2 separate regions of the Mus musculus genome follow, and region 2 is linked to region 1. Evidence: chromatin contacts called from ENCODE Hi-C or POLR2A ChIA-PET data. All regions are on one chromosome and are shown on one strand. Each heading gives the region's core, a stretch centred on a gene start or an enhancer-like site at or near the end of the contact. The rest is flanking DNA. Distances are from core to core; before and after follow the strand shown. Region 1 holds the start of Rps27a (ribosomal protein S27A). Region 2 overlaps Gm12092 (predicted gene 12092).

What was found. A loop is a pair of places that touch in the nucleus more often than their neighbours do. ChIA-PET counts read pairs that join two places held with the same protein, here RNA polymerase II (POLR2A).
Region 2: POLR2A ChIA-PET joins it to region 1 with 18 read pairs in embryonic stem cell. The contact joins the enhancer-like site here to the promoter of Rps27a in region 1. A Hi-C loop is called at or near these places in 1 of 37 maps with a recorded cell type or tissue (v-Abl transformed pro-B cells). POLR2A ChIA-PET finds 5 or more read pairs at or near these places in 4 of 5 experiments (Patski and embryonic stem cell).

The regions. Positions count from the first base shown.
Region 1 is chr11:29,545,978-29,549,596 of GRCm38, forward strand. It overlaps Rps27a (ribosomal protein S27A), which reads right to left and starts at 2,063. Exons shown (of 6, transcript NM_024277.2): 1 at 1,864-2,063; 2 at 1,704-1,768; 3 at 1,229-1,283; 4 at 726-811; 5 at 314-445; 6 at 1-52. The coding sequence starts at 1,751. Clhc1 (clathrin heavy chain linker domain containing 1) reads left to right here and starts at 1,973. Exons shown (of 12, transcript NM_028504.1): 1 at 1,973-2,163.
Region 2 is chr11:29,635,057-29,638,675 of GRCm38, forward strand. All of the region lies in intron 1 of Gm12092 (predicted gene 12092), which reads right to left. Among named protein-coding and RNA genes, the nearest start is that of Gm12092, 8.7 kb to the right of the region's middle. Within about 2 kb of position 2,020, at least 1 of the 3 ENCODE cell types and tissues checked has a DNase peak (open chromatin) inside an H3K27ac peak, as active enhancers do.

The DNA.
Region 1 (3,619 bases), core at 813-3,312:
CATCAGAAGGACACTCTCGACGAAGTCGGCTAATTTTGCCATTTTCATCCACCTGCAAAACAAGAATTTACTGTAAGATGATTTCACAAAACATATTCTGAAACCTGATTTAAGTGACTCAAGCTATTGATCTCACAGTACCAATTTTTAGTGGTTTAAGTCAGTTCTCCAAATTAAAAATCCTGTTTCCAATTCTATAAACTCACTTAAATATCAAAGGGGAGTTCACTTTCAACTCCAAAAGTACTTCCAAAAGTTAGTTGCTCAGATCTTATTCCAAGTGGAACCCATGTTTTGCTAACACCACACTTACCTTATAGTATTTCAGCACAGCCAACTTAACCTTCTTCCTCTTATGCTTGTTCTTCTTGGGAGTGGTGTAAGACTTCTTCTTCCTTTTCTTAGCACCACCCCGAAGTCTCAACACCAGATGAAGGGTGGACTCCTGTTAGTGGAAGATGAAACAGCAGCACTGTAGCATCAACAAGTCTAACTCCAGCCTGTCAAAAAGTTGGGTGGTGTTGGGCCTGTCACTCCAGCACTAGGAATTTTAAGGAGGCTCAGGAATCCAGTTCAAGTTGGCCCTGAGCTACAGGAGACTGCTCTCTACAAAAAGGGTCAACCAACCATCGCATATTTTAAAATCATGGAACAGCTACAGTGCTCAGCAAGTGTTAGTGGATTCAATATCATCCCTTTTTCTGCATGTTTTCCCTCAAACAAACCTTTTGAATGTTGTAGTCAGACAAAGTCCGGCCATCTTCCAGCTGCTTACCAGCAAAGATCAGCCTCTGCTGATCAGGAGGAATTCCTATTAGAGGAAAAAATACTGGGCTTAATAGAACAAGGTACATTCCCCATTGTTGTGAATCAAATGATTGCTAACAGTGGTCACAGACTTAGATGCAACTTTTTCCAAGAGTAAAAGCCCTGGAACTTTCTCTGTAACCAGGCTGCCTCTACCTCCTTAGTGTTGAGATTAAAGTGTGGACTGGGCCATTGCCCAGCCTGAGCATTTTATCGTCTTTGTGACTCAGTAAACAGTTCTAGATTAACTTTTAAAAGATTTGTCCTGCAGAGTTTCCAGTTAATCAGATAGCCTGACACTAATGTCAGGAATATTTTACTTTCAAAAGCATCTAAATTTATTAATCTGTTTTCTACCTTAAGAACAAACGTGTCTAGGTCACACAAGCCAGTCATTTTTCTAGTGACAAACTTTACTTGCCTTCCTTATCCTGGATCTTGGCCTTTACATTTTCTATAGTGTCCGAGGGTTCAACCTGCCAAGTTTTGATATATGTAGTTAATATACGGTTACATAGTAAGTCATTAACTGCTAGCTTTATACAAAACGAGCAAGGAGGAGGTGAGCTAAAGGTAATCAATTAAGATGACACCGCGTGCAAACTACCCAGAGTGCTACAATCCAAATTAGTCCCCATACCAGGGCGAGCGACGGCGGGGGAAGCACAGGAACGCGTCTGCCCGGAGAAAAGCGTCTCCCATCACCTACCCTACATTTCGCCACTCGGGATAAAGCAGGCTAAACCGTACCACACCGAAAACCAAACGTTGTTTTTGCTAAGCACCATAATCTCAGCTCAAAGCCAAGTTTCACAACTCAAAACTCAGAAACCCGCCCTCAAACACTAAGGGCCTCAGTCAGGCCTTGGCTTCCTCAACGGCAAGGTGGCCCGTACCTCGAGCGTGATGGTTTTCCCCGTAAGGGTCTTCACAAAGATCTGCATCGTGGCGGCGGCTCCACCTGCATTCGAAAAGAGACGGATTAGATCCGACGACACCCGTGAGAGCGACGCGTAGCGCCACTAGCCAGAGCGCGGCCACAGAGCATACACTCACCCACGATGGCGGATCGGAAAGGAAGATCCGAGCGTGGCCGACGGGGTCTCCTGGCCGAAGGACCCGCCCCTTAGGCGGCCACACACGTGCCTGCGCGCTGCAGCGGAATCGCGGCTGTCTAACGCAGTGCCAGATTTGCTCGTTCGCTCGGTTTCTTTACGCTCTTTTCTCGGTTTACCTCAGAATGGCCTCGAAATGATGTGCTCAACTAAAAAAAATGCCTCAAAAGGCTTTCTTATACAGCCGATGCGATTAAGAGAGGCTTTCCTTTAAAGGGGGCTTGTGAAACATAAGAGAGAGGTAAAACAAGTCTATCTGGGAATTGTAGTTTTACACTGCTTTCTTCTTGTTAGAACTACTTGTCCCAGGATGCATTTCCACACTTCCCGGATACCTGATTACACTGTCTAAGCTGTGGAGTGAGGGTTAGGAGAGAGTCAGGTGAGGACTCAGGGGATGAGGCACTATGATTTGCGCGTGGGTGGGGACTCTCTGGAAATGCCCCGGAGGGAAGGCTTAAGGGCTAGAAAGGCATTTGGGGGCTGAAGGTGTCTGTCACACCGTAGTGAGCTAGCCACATCTAAGGTATAGTCGAAGTCTTTCTAAGTGCAGGTTTCTGCCCCTCCCGGTAGTCCCTTCCGCTACCCTTCATCCGATCGGAAGAAGCTTTTGAGCGTCACGCGCCTCCCTAGTATGAAACGGTTAAATGTATTGGAATTTTCATCTTTTCACGTTTTAAAAAACATACGATAAGAAAATCTGCAGAATGTTTAGTTTTCGACTATAAGTTTAAATGTGGAGCGTGTCCATCCTGGAGAAAATAGGAGCATGTGCCCTCGGGGAAACTTGAAGCTGTTAAAAGCTGGTGCCTTCTCTCAGTCCCTTCTCCACCTCACAAACCCAGTGCCCTTTCTAATGCACCCTCTCAATGTCTTTTCACCCTATCCGTAAGCGTAGGCGTGCTCCGTTTTCTTACAACGAGGATCCGTAACTCCCTAATAATCTCTGTTTGCTCTTTCCTCATTTTAATATACTAGCTCTGCTGCCTCCAAATTACACATTTTGAAAAGTAAAAATGTAGGGCTAGGAGATGACACAGTAGCTAATATTCGATATGCAGAACCCTGGGTTGGAACTCAAGCACCCACTTTTTAAAAAGGTTGGTGTGCTTGGTGGAGTCTGTGACATGGTAGGCCAGCAGAGACAGGAGACTCCCTGGACCTCATTGGCCAGCAGGTTCAATGAGAGATGGGGGCCGACGACCCTACACCCACACATGACATACATATTTCTTAAAATAAGATGGGGCTTCCAGATGGCTCCATCAGTAAAGAAAATTTACATCTGCTCTAGATCTGATCAACCTTGAGATTCAATTGGTGGAGAAAACCAACTCTAGCAAGTTGCCCTCAGACTTTCACAGCGCTCCCTACCCCCGAACTAACGAAGTGCAATAAAAATTTAAAAATAAAAGGTAGACTGATTAAGAAGACCCACACACACACTCAATATAACGTGATCCTCCTGTCTCCACACATGTACCCACACGAATGTGAACATAAACAGAAAAGCAAAAAGTGATGGTGTTATTCCACATCATTCAAATATTTTACTTTGGGGTTAAAGGTTATCTGAGCATGTGTGAGGCCCTAGAATTGATATCCAACACTACAGAGAATAAAATGTGTTGCTTCAAGTAGGAACAAGGGCATAACATAAAAAGATAGCTTTGTCAGAATAAAAGCCCCTAAAAGGA
Region 2 (3,619 bases), core at 770-3,269, 89 kb after region 1:
ATGTGGGTCCTGGGGCTCAAACTTAGGGCATCAGCCTTGGCAGCAAGCCCCTGTACCTGCTGAGCCTCATTCCTCTTCCTTCCTTTTCCTTCCTTCCTTCCTTCCTTCCTTCCTTCCTTCCTTCCTTCCTCCCTCCCTCCCTCCCTCCCTCCCTCTCTCTCTCTCTCTCTCTTTCTTTCTTCCTTCCTCTTTGTTTCTTTCTCTTTCTTTCTTTTTATATTTCTTTTGTTGCTTTATTTATTTATTTATTTTGTTTTTTTCGAGGCAGGGTTTCTCTGTGTAGCCCTGGCTGTCCTGGAACTCACTTTGTAGACCAGACTGGCCTTGAACTCAGAAATCCACCTGCCTCTGCCTCCTGTGTGCTGGGATTAAAGGTGTGCACCACCACACCCGGCTGTTATTTATTTATTTTTGATGGCACAGTATATTGAGTCAAGGACAAGACAGGGTCTCACTAAAGTTCTCAATCTGGCCTTGAACTTGCAATCTTCCTGCCTCAACTTCCCAAGTACCTGGAATTACAATCAAACTTGGGCCACCAAGCCTAGCACATCACTTGTTCTAGCCAGATGTTGTGCAATACTATCCAGTGAGTGTAACAGCCACCTGAACAGTGTGACTCCACGCTGCTACTGGATCTCAGCTGGATGCATTTCTGCCCCATCCACACATGGTTTGGGGAGGTACTAGAGAGCTAACTGAAGATTCTATCTACGCAGCTATGGGGGAGTAGCCATCTGTGCTGGTGGAAACTTTCAGTAGTGTGACTGCTCTAGGGGCAGTAAGTAGCCCCCATGTACTGTAAATGACCCCTTACCCATGCTCTGTGAGTAAGCCTAATAAAGTCATTGGTTTTCCAAGTTGAATTTTGGAGAAACTGTACTTTGGTACATATATCATTTGGTGCCCCTTCTGAGGGACAAAGATATATTTTTAGTCTCCTTAGAAATAAGTTTGCGCCGGGCGTGGTGGCACACACCTTTAATCCCAGCACTCTGGAGGCAGAGGCAGGCGGATTTCTGAGTTCAAGGCCAGCCTGGTCTACAGAGTGAGTTTCAGGACAGCCAGGGCTACACAGAGAAATCCTGTCTCGGAAAAAAAAAAAAACAAACAAAAAACCAAAAAAAAGAAATAAGTTTGCAGAACACTAGGGGTTGAGAGTGCCTAACCAAAACCCTGTTGATATAAAGATCAAAGAGGGCTGGACCTCCCTCAGGAGAGATTCCTTATGAATATCATTGTGAAGGGAAGAGCCAAGCTAAGGATCAACAGTCAAAGTACAATTACCCTGGCCCCATTGCATGAGTGGGTTTATCATACTTCCCAAGGTATTCTGGGTACTTTGATGGACTCTCTGGTTATAATTATTTTTTCTCAGACTTTTCTGCTCCAGAGACTGAGAATGAATTAGAACATGAGCCAGATGGGCAGATGTTGACTGAAGGCTAAAAGGAAGAAGATGAGATGGCCTGAGGCTGGCATCTTCTGAGACCCTAATAGCATGGACTTCACAGTATCCCTCAGTGGTCGTTCACTATCAGGTACTTATTTCTTGTCATTTTAGATTTTGTTTGAGTGCATGGTTCCTGGACCTTTCCCTAACATTTGTGACATGATAACCAATCTAATTGCAGTTAACTTTCCTGTAAACTCAATGAGAGCAGGGGTCTTGGTGCTTGCCTTGTCTCCAGCCCCACACTAGAGGTTTGCAGTGTGTGTTGGGTGAATGTAACCATTCACAAAATGGCTGCACGTGAACACGTGTGGAGTTCGAGCTGGCTCTGGGTGCTTGATTTCATCTGTGGGAGTGGGCATTCTATGCTGTACTTTTGTGATGGTAATGTGTGGTTGTCTGGCCCCCTGGGAAGTTGCCCAGCTGTTTGGTGGCGTCCTTTGTTTCCTTGTGGGCTGAGTTATCCCCAAGTAAAGACCCTGCAGTTGGATGCAATGTCTGCAGCAACAGCCGCTGTCTGCAGCTGGGTGGGTGTGATCTGGAGACCGAGTCTGTCTGATTCTCTGTTCCTGGCTGCTGACAATAAACAGGCTTTCCTCCACAGCTGTTGACAGTTGCCTCCCACACAGCCCACCAGAGCCCTGCCCAGGGCTGGCATGACTCCCTCCCTCCCTGTTGCACTAATTATAACAACACTGTATTATTACTCGTGCCTGAGAGTTTCACGCAGACATTTCCCCCTGGACTTTGGAATGAGACTCAAAAAGTAGAACTGCTGAAAATGTATTGAAGTTAATGTGGTCAGGTTCAAGTTATCTAATATGACTTGCTGATCTTCTGTAGAGGGCAAGGAGAAAGGATGCCGGTTCAAGGGTGAGGAGAAGGCCTCTCAGCAATCCTGGATAGGAAGGAAGGTGGTACAGAGCCTGGGCTCTAGTTTTCCTGGTGTCCTCAGGATATCACCCTGTAGTTTCTTCCTAATTGTGCACACCTTGGATTGGGAGAAAGAGTGTTGGGAAAGCCTCTTGGAGGAGCTGAGTACAAATATCAGAAAAGTTGATTTTCTCCTGAGAGTATCTGCTTCTGGTGCCTGAGCCAGGCTGTTCTTTCCCTGGGTGCTGCCATGCAGTTCTGCCCTCCTCAGGGGCTGCAGGGTAGGCTCTGAACACACAGTGGGTATGGGAATCATTCATCGCCTGTTTCCCAGGGCCACGGGGCAGTCCAGGAGGCACATGGCCCACACCAAACCATAGGCTTGCTTTTAACAGCAATGACTGTGCCAAAACGAGAGCTGGGAACAAAGCTGTGCTTTGGGACTCCCATATGAACCTTTCTGCACCTGAATCTGGTGAGTGCCTGGGAGGAGGAAGAATAAGAAGCCAACTAGGGATACGGACAGAGAACACTTACCCAGTGTCTTACTCAGTGTTGTATGGCTCTGAAGAGACACCATGGCCACAGCAACTCTTATAAAGGACAACACTTATCTGGGGCTGGCTTACAGGTTCAGTGCCTTAGACAATTGTCATAGTGGTGAGAAGCATGGTGGCACTCAGGCAGACACAGTGCTGGAAAAGTGGCTGAGAGTTCTACATCTGTTTAGCAGGTAACAGGAAGAAACAGTACCACTGGGCTTGGCTTGAGCATTTGAAACCTCAAAGCCCTATTCACAGTTTCTCCAACAAGGCCATACCTCCAATAATGCCACTCCTTATGAGTCTATGCAGACCAATTTCAGTCACACCACATGTTCACGCCTAACATGTTCAAAGTCCAGCACTGTGTCTAGCACTGCCAGAAAGAAAATGTCACCTCGTCATGAACCTGGCCCCCTCCACTTCTGTAACATTATGATTTGATCCCGTGGTCAATCTCATTTTCTCAGTAGTCTCCCATGACAGGAGGAAGGGCGGAGGCAGCTGTTCAAACCATTTGCCCTGGATTTCAACAGCGCTCCACCTGCTCCCCAGCAGTGCCACCCTGGGAGACCCCTGAGCAGCTGTTCACTTGTCTCATTCGCTTTTCACCCTTGGTCACCACTGCCGGACTATTTCCTCAGCTATAATGGGATGTATGCATGGTTCCAAGTGGGGCTGGTTACTCTGCACCGAGAGAACATAAGCTCTGTGAAGAAAAGTGCCCTATCAAGCCCAGTACTATTATATG